2 separate regions of the Homo sapiens genome follow, and region 2 is linked to region 1. Evidence: chromatin contacts called from ENCODE Hi-C data. All regions are on one chromosome and are shown on one strand. Each heading gives the region's core, a stretch centred on a gene start or an enhancer-like site at or near the end of the contact. The rest is flanking DNA. Distances are from core to core; before and after follow the strand shown. Region 1 overlaps LOC105374971 (a long non-coding RNA gene). Region 2 overlaps LINC03005 (long intergenic non-protein coding RNA 3005).

Evidence for each region. Hi-C counts contacts between places; a loop is a spot of excess contacts on that map. Pooled maps may share reads with other maps.
Region 2: a loop to region 1 is called in a map of cardiac septum, with 6 times the contacts of the local background. The contact joins two enhancer-like sites. A Hi-C loop is called at or near these places in 3 of 168 maps with a recorded cell type or tissue (Right ventricle myocardium inferior, cardiac septum and heart left ventricle) and 5 of 50 pooled maps.

What each region holds. Positions count from the first base shown.
Region 1 is chr6:22,468,563-22,473,267 of GRCh38, reverse strand. The region is part of intron 4 of LOC105374971 (a long non-coding RNA gene); the gene reads right to left. Among named protein-coding and RNA genes, the nearest start is that of HDGFL1, 99 kb to the left of the region's middle. Within about 2 kb of position 2,052, at least 10 of the 41 ENCODE cell types and tissues checked have a DNase peak (open chromatin) inside an H3K27ac peak, as active enhancers do.
Region 2 is chr6:22,667,033-22,671,572 of GRCh38, reverse strand. LINC03005 (long intergenic non-protein coding RNA 3005) reads left to right here. Exons shown (of 3, transcript NR_134614.1): 2 at 4,534-4,540. All of the region lies in intron 3 of LOC102724736 (a long non-coding RNA gene), which reads right to left. Among named protein-coding and RNA genes, the nearest start is that of LINC03005, 49 kb to the left of the region's middle. Within about 2 kb of position 3,097, at least 2 of the 41 ENCODE cell types and tissues checked have a DNase peak (open chromatin) inside an H3K27ac peak, as active enhancers do.

The sequences.
Region 1 (4,705 bases), core at 803-3,302:
ATGATGCGCCCGCCTCAGCCTCCCAAAGTGCTGGGATTACAGGCGTGAGCCACCGCGCCTGGCCAATGTTGCCCAATCTTAGAATCACAACTACAAGCCAAATAGATTGTTCACCAATGAGAACACATGGACACAGGGAGGGGAACATAACACTCCGGGGCCTGTAGGGGGGTTGGGGGTAGGGGAGGGACAGCATTAGGAGAAATACCTAATGTAGATGACAGGTTGATGGGTGCAGCAAACCACCATGGCATGTGTATACCTACGAAACAAAACTGCACGTTCTGCACATGTACCCGAAAACTTAAAATATAATGAAAAAATAGATTGTTCAAGTAAATGTGCTGTAATTTTGTCTTTTGACTGAAGGAAAAACCTGACATATATCCTGACGATGTTGACAAAAGCCATAGGTCATGAGGGGCAAAATGACATAATTGTTGCTTATTTAAATTAGCTCATTTTTTAACTTTAACTTTTATTTTAAGTTCAGGGGCACATGTTCAGGTTTGTTATATAGATAAGCTTGTGCCATGGGGGTTTGTTGTACAGATTATTTTGTCACCCAGGTATTAAGCCTAGTAACCATTTGTTGTTTTTCCTGATCTTCTCCCTCCTCCCATCTTCCACCCTCTAGTAAGCCCCAGTGTGTGTTTTTCCCCTCTATGTGTCCATATGTTCTCATCATTTAGCTCCCACTTATAAGTGAGAACGTGCAGTGTTTTGTTTTTGGCTCCTGCATTAGTTTGCTAAGAATAATGGCTACCAGCTCCATCCATGTTCCTGGAAAGGATATGATCTCATTTTTTTTACGGCTGCATAGTATTCTATGGTGTATATGTACCACAAACTTAAGACATAGAGTAAAAGGAAGACAAGCCAACTTGAGGACTCAGGTCTTTGGGAACTAATTGTCGGTTTGCGTGGCACTGTCTCCGTTTACTTCAGTAGAGGATTTCTATGAAATATCATGAGCTTGGTTACCTCTTTTAGCATTTGGAAAATAATAAAGATGTATTATCACATTCTTTCATCCCCCTTTTAGTGGCCCAGAGCAAGATATCATGGAATTAAGGAATTCTATAAACTCATCTTCACAGTCTCTTTAGTGCAAAATAACATTGCCAGGACAAATGAGGATGCAAACAAGGAAGATTTAAAAGTGACAACACCTTTTGGTCAGAGAAGCCAGCATCTTAACAACCCAAGGCAGACAACAAGTGTTTAATGAAAGTTACAGAAATAGATGCAGGAAACAGACAGAGAGGGTGAGGAAGCAGCGCGGCGGAAAGTGGGATTTAGGACACAATGGGGAAGCCCTGGTGGAAGTTTCCAGCACATACACACCTGCTTAGGAGTCTGGGAGGCACTGGCGTGTGTCAGAGACAGGGGGAAGAAGCACATAAATAAGTGAAAATGAGAGCAGATTGGAAAAAGGCAGAGAGAGACTTTAACTCTACTACCCACTCAATTTGCCACAATTTCAGGAGTTCATGGTAATATCTAATACATAGAAATGTCAAAACGAAAGTAGAGATAGAAATAGAAATATGAAAAAAAGAAATAATATAAATTTTAAAAAATGAAACTGAAGATCCTATTTATTTTATTTTACTTTCTGGTGGCCAGAATTAAAACCAGGTGCAAAAATAACCAGTAGATTCTAGATCATGTTGGCATATTTTACACTCAGTGTATCATGTCGCCCCTATAATGTGAAAAACAGTTCAGGCAACAGGACACTGGAAAGGGGATCTAGAAGGTCATGAATCTCTATTTCTAAAGAACACTGCCCCAGGCAGCTTTACACCTCGCTCTGTGTTTTCTCCTCTTACAGTGAACTTAGCTGACCCTTGTCCTATCATGGAATATATATCTTTACTCGAATTATTTTAGAAAGTTTACAATAAGTTGAAATAATAACAATGATAGCCATGGAGGCTGCCAGGGCACCTAGTCAAAAACTACAATCATCTGGAGCTAGGAGGAGCCAAAGGGTGTGTTTGTTTTGGCTCAGGATCCAGCTGCAGGCTGCCTGAGTTTGCCAGCTACATTTCTGTCAACAGAGAGAAACTATTATAACAAAATCCATGTTGATCAGGAAGTGTGACCACAGTGAGGGACGCTGAGGAAGTGCTGTTTTTATAATGCATTCTGAAAATGTGTCCTGAGCCTGTTAGTGGCAATAGGAAAATTCCCCCTCTATCAATGCATTCACCTGCAAACCCCACAGGGGCAGAGACCGGGAAGATCTGCCTGTACAATAGGTTCTGCTGCGGGCTAAACTGATTATCCTCAGAGCTCTTTTAGAGTCTGGGTGTGGTTATCACTCCTTTTTTCCTACCTTCTTAGTTCTCTCTCTTATGTTTTAAGTCCTTTATTGCTGACTTACATTTCCCCTTTTCAATTCTCTCATTGGACTGTCCCTTGGTTTGAGGCTAGATGTGCAAAAATCCTTGTGTGTGAATATACTGATAAAGCTAAAGGAAGCGGGTCTCTCCCTGAGCCCTGTCAACCTTCCTCCTGCTTCTGGGACATTCCTTGACATCAGATTTTCCAGGCCCCTGGCCACCACAAATGCATGACCGCCTCACCTCCCACTTCCACTGCCACCCATGCCACTCTGGCCTGGGGAAGTCCCAGGGCAGGACCAAAAAGACGAGGTTGCCCTTGCTCTGGAGTTCATCCTGACATCAAAAGTCACGTCCACACAGGGTCAGCCTTGCTTTGACAACGTATACCCAGCACCATTTCAAATACTTTTCATGGGTTCTACTATCATCCTTCAACAACCCTGTGCTGTTGGTTATGTGATCTCTTTTACAGATGCAGAAACTGAAGCTCACAGTCTCTATACGACTTGCTCACATTTACATGGCCAATATTTGGCAGAGGTGGGATTTTGGTCTTTGAATCACATTCTGGCAGTGTAGGCATGTCTGTTCTTTAAAGCAGAGCTTCTCATACTTCATGATGCTCAGGAATCACCTAAGGACCTTGTTAAAATGCAGACTCTAATTCAATAGGCCTAAGTGAGGCCCCAGAATTTACATTTGTAACATGCTTCTAAGCAGTGGCCGTGTAGGCCTAGAGCCACACTTTGGATACCAAAGCTTTCAAGAAGCTTTACAAATTAAGCCCTAAGATGAGTAACCTGTGGGTGAGAAATGCTTATTAATTATTTGGGAAACTTTAGTATAAGTATATAGATGCAAAGACTACCGTGGGTTCTTTGGGAAAGTTTGTCACTCGCAGAAGTTTCACTGCGTGAGGCCACAGAAGGATGATATTTCTTTCTGGTTGTCTTGATACCAAAACTTGGTTCTGAGACAAAGACTGGAGCAGGGACCTAATAGTAGTTGTCTTACCAAAAAAAAACCCATCCTCATTAGCAGCCAATCCCTATTGCCTCCCTCCCCACAGCCTCTGCCAACCATTTATCTACTTTCTGTCTCTAGATTTGTCTATTCTGAACATTTCATACTAATGGAATCATACAATATGTATCCTTTTGTGCCTGGCTTCTTTTACTTTGCATAATGTATTCAAGGTTCATTCATGTTGTAGCATGTATCAGTACTTCATTCCTTTTCATCGCTGAGTAATATTTCATTGTATGAACATATTACATTTTGTTTATCTACTCAACAATCCTGCCACTCAAGAAGGATCGAAAAGAAAAGTTAAGAAATGTTGAAATAATGTGGATTGTTGTAATATTAAGTCAATAGACAGTTACCTACAAGAGGAAACAGAAACACTGGATTTGTTTGTTTGCAAAGAAGCAAGTGAACCTTAGCCATAAAGCATCCATTTAAAAGCGAGATATCTGGAGTCAGATTCCCTAGATTCAATTCACCAGTAATCAACTTGTTAAGTTGAAGAAACACTTAACTTTTCTTTGCTTCCGTTTTCTCATCTACAAATGGGGATGAAAACAGTACCATGTTTGCCTTGAGAATTATCATTAGAATTAATAAGGTAACATATTTAAAACACCTAAAACATACTAGTATTTTAACAACTTTAACAGGTCCCAAATGTGTCAAAGCACCAAAGGTCCAAATGGAAAAAAGAATCAATTGCACTCACTTTATTTTAACTGGATACTTTAACATCTGTCATTTTTATTATTATGAGATTTACTCACTTTGCTGTGAATGAATGCCTCATCCTGGTCAAAGAAAATTAGAATCAAAATGGCCGTTTCATACAAAGAGAGTCTGATTTAATGTTGAGTGGTGCTTTTGCTACTTCTAATTCACACACAAATAAACTAGAATTTCTCTCTTAGTTCAAGCAATAGGGGAACAAAGCAAAATCCTTCCTATACAAACAGAACCAGCTCATACTATAGTAAAAGCTAACAGCATCAAAAGCTACCAAGACTATACTGTACAGAAACCTTGCCTAAAATATTTTAGGTAGCATAATATTTTCATCTTATCTCTTTTCTTGTTCTCTCATCCTGACTCATCCCTCACTTCCTATATTTAGCAGAAGGTTAGGCCCTTTTAAGAGAAATACTATAAAGAACTCTCTGTGCATGTGGTAAGAATAAATGTCCAGAATCAAGAAAAGCCTAGGAAATGTGAACATTTATTTTCTTCATGGAAATACAAAATACCAAGTAGATGCAAAAACATCCATTTACTCAATTTTCTTCTTTTTTTTTTTTACTGGGGGAAAAAAAAAAACACTAAGA
Region 2 (4,540 bases), core at 1,848-4,347, 200 kb before region 1:
TAATACCAGCAGCACAGAAACTTATCATTTCTTAGTTCACTTGCATAGCATTAAGAAAAAAAATTAAATAAACAAATACGGATTATTTTTATAATGAATGCAATCTTCTTAGACTAATAGCCAGAGAAGAGCTATGATTGTTGTATGTCTAAAAATCCCAAATGGCAAAATGTAATTAAACTTAGAACTGTTGAACAAATAAACCTGTTAAAATACATAATATTACCAGGCAAAATAGCTATGTGTTTATCATTTTGCCACTGTAATTACATTCACTACAACTCTTCATGCATATATTAATATCTAACATTATAGAGGCTAAAATATAAATTGCAGAGCACTGAGCGTAGTTCCAGCCAAAAAGTTGGAAATGCATGGTAAAAATGCTTGTCATTAAAAAACAAAAATAAAAAGGCCTTGGATTTAATGTTGCTACTAATTGCTTTACGGAGAAGTAAAAGATTCTTATAACTACATGTGTACTGGTTTCAAATGAAGAATCATTATGTACCTCTACATGGGTATCTGGTTTGAAAAATTATGAAATTATTTATTGTGGGTCTCTTGGAGCATAAGGCACAGAACTTGTTCAATTTGACCTGAAAAAAGAAATACCCGGAAATGTGCCTAAGTTGCTATTCCTACGTTAATAATAGACAAATATTTTTAAGTAATCTCAACTAATTTCCAAGATTATGAATAGACTGTAACTGGATAGATGTCGGTTAGAGTGGGTGTGTTAGTTATTAAAAGTCAGGAGAGGTCAGGAAATTAATTCCCATGGGGTGAAACTCTGTATCCAAAAATAAGCAAGAAGAGGCGTTTGTCCAAAAGCTTGACAAAAATCAGTGCCAAAGATTGTATGGGGGTAAAAAAAGATTACATGTAATGAATAGTAAAAGAAGAAAGAGGTAGAAAAAGAGGAAGGGAAGGAAAAGGAGAAAGAAAACCAAATAATTTGTGAGTACAGAACATACAATGAATCTTCATTGCTGAATTAATAAAATACTGTCTTTAGCACCAATAAATTACAGAAACAGGGGTTGGAAAAATTTAATAGAAATCACAAGCCTTTAAAAATAACACTGGCAATAATTAAAAACCTTTCCCTTAAAAGCTTCCTATTGTTAATTGGTTTACTTTCATTTAGATATAAATTAATTTCCATAAATTAATTTTTACCATCAGAATAGCTAAAAAATATGGAAAGCCTAGAAATTGACAGAGCAGAGTCAATATATTGAGCAAAGTAATGTGATGGTCCATAATCTCTATCATGATTAATATCTAATCCTAATCATCATTATTTTTGGAGGGCCATTTTTCATCATGATGGCTGCATTTTATTTTGAAATTATTTAAGGGAATTAAATATTTTGTTAAGTGAAAATTAATGTGTCTTTATTCATGACTGAGTGAGCCATTACAAGTGTTTTTCAAATTCAGTTCTTTTAAAATAAATGCCATGAATGGTCATTTAAGTTAGTCACCACACCTATTTGTCCCATGACATAATGACTACAACTGCCCTAATGAGTCCAATTGAATGGCTATTGTGCTTGTGGTTTGGGAGTGTGAAGTTCTATTTCCTCACATTTGGATTTTAATCAAATCACTAATTCAAGCCAGGCCACTGAAACACCTACCAATTTTAAGAAATTCAAATTACTCTCATTTTATGATGGATTAAAACTTCAATCACCTTGAAGGACATCACCGAACCAGTTAATTTATATATTTGAGGATAGAGAGTACAAATGGATCATCTCAAAATGAAAAATATTATATGGCAATTGGTCCCCACAACCCACAGGCATGCACACATGCAAGACACAGATTTGATCTCTCCTTAAACAAGTCATTGTTTAAGCCTTGGATAAAGACTAAGATTTTTCATATCACTGGTGAGGGCCCTGACCATCATTCTAGCCTCATTCCCGGCCCTGTCTCTCCAATACATTGTGCTGCTGCAATGCCAGCTGATTTAGGTTCCCAAATACTTAATGCTGTGTTATCCACGAGCGTTTGTATGCACCATTTTCTTTTAATGGGAACAATTTCTTCTTCAACTTGTTATCTCCTGCATCCTTTCCTTCAAACCTCATTTGAAATATCAACTCATCCAGGAAGACTTGTCTGATGCTAACAGCTCATTTAGATGCCCTTGTCAGGGTGTTCACAGGGTAATCACTGGTTTGGTGGGTCTCTATGATGGGGTTATAAGCTATTGAAGAATAGAGAGCTGTGTTATTAATCTTCAATTCCCAGGACTTGCCATATACCTGATGTATAGCTGGATGTCACTAATTCAAGCAAGTTGAAAAAAGGGATGAGCCAGCAGAAATAAAAAGAAGGAGAGGAAAGACAGACAAAATGAAAAGCAATGACTGTTCTATAACTGCCGTATACCACTCTATGTCAAAAACTACTCTATACTTGTACTAATCTGCCTTTTAAAATGTTTTTAAACACTCTTACATATATTGCCCACACAGTACACTGGACATCTCCTTGAGCTTGATATGAGGAACCTGCAGTTTAAAGAGATTTTAAAGATTTACCTAAATGCAAACGGGGAGTTAAATACAGGATTGGAACTAGGCCTTATCACACCTCATTACAGCTTCCTTCTGACATGTTGCAGTGTTACAGTGTGCTGTGTGCTTCAGAGCAGACGTGCACCAGGAAGGGGAAGGGGTAGCAGGAAAGTGTGTCCCCAGGACATGTCTTCGGCCACAATACTTTCATCTAATAAATACAGAGGGAAAATATCTCTTCTTACTTTGAGTACATTTAACCTCAGAACAAAACTAGATGACCTGGCAAAATGAGTTGGGAGATCAATTTTCAGGAAAACAGGCAGAGATGTACAAGCCTTGGTGGTGGTAACCAGGATTCCATGTAGCATTTTCAAATAGAGCAGTACTGAGTGAGAGCTATCCTGAACTTGTGGAATTCCCTGTGGAATGCACAAGATGCAAAAATAGGCAATCAGAATAGGTTTAACTTTATCAGCAAAGAATGAGTTCAGGCATGGAACAAAAATCCGGGCCAGATCACTTGGCTGCTGTCACAGAGAGACCATGTAAACTCAGGTCATTGCTGAAAAGATGTGGTTTGAAGTCCTTCCAAGGTGCTGGCAGATTCTGAAGAGCCATATCCACAGAGATACCGATAGAGAGGACTGTGAGATCACCCAGTGCAGAGTGCAAGTATTTTCGATTATTCTTTGAGGATAAGGCCCAAACTCCCAGCTCCCTTTCACAGAGTACCTGAGCTCAGCAGCCCAGTGGACATGTGTTTCTCTCTGCAAGAAATACTTGGGAATAGGAATTCTCTTCTCCTTTAGGAACAGTGGATTTCTTCCCTTATATACTTGAAACAAAAAAACAAACAAACAAACAAACAAAAACCCTCTGCTTCCCACCCATTTTGGAGGAAAGACTCCAGTAGGATACTGGGTCACCTAACACAGAGGAAGCTATCCCAACCGGAAGAGCATTGTGCAATATGCACAAAGTCCTTCAATAGACATTGGATGTCAGCACAAGCCTTAATTGAAACCAAGTCCATGTTCACTCCCTAATGACCACAAGAAGGAAGGAACTCAGAGGGTTCCTCTGCTCACTAACTGCCTATGTGATATTGGCCACCTTGTTTCATTCCCCTGTGCCTCTAAAATCTCACCCTTCAACCCAGCATGACATCCTATAGCAATACAGTGCTGAGACTACAATGCTGTGAATAATTTTGAGGTATTTACCTACAGATCATTCAGAGAAGGAATGGAGGGAAGAAGTGAATACAGGCAGACGTGAAAAACAACCAGAAGCTCTCAAGGGGCCACAGATACGTCCTGGGAGGTTTCTTCTTATCAGAAAAAAAAAAAGAAAGTAGAATTTTTCTGCTATTGCTGTGTATGAGTGCATAAACATTTTGTTACCTGACCATAAACCTACCTTGAAATGTGATCAGTGTCAATTCCACCCAAGGATAGTGTCTCAATGGGCTGTTATATCCAATATTAACATGAATTTAGTATCTTTAGGGACACAGAATTATCGTTCATCAGAATATTAATTAGAAATGTTTGAACCATGTCATGGTTTACTCTTTTATTTTCTAATTGGAATTCATTCCAATAAATCCAAATTGTTTTATCCCTCCACATGGCCACAATACTCGAACAAGTCGGAACAATCCCCCACTTACTTGCTTGTTACCAAGGACCTAATGTTAAATATTGCAAGTGCAGAGTGCCCAGACACAATGCTGTTAGCTATTTAAAGGCTATGTGCTAGATACATCTTGCAAATAAGTGAATAAATAATATATTAATGCCTGGGCCCCTTTTTCACCGGATTTATAAGCACAAAAGTGATATGGAGAACTGACAGTAACTTTAATATATGTAAATATCTCAATTGGATAATCCAGGCACAAAAATACATTGTAGCTTGGTGCTTATTAAGTTTATGTTTTATGCATTTCCATTACAGGAGTTAATATGTTTCTTGGTTTCTATGTTCTCAGATCTCCT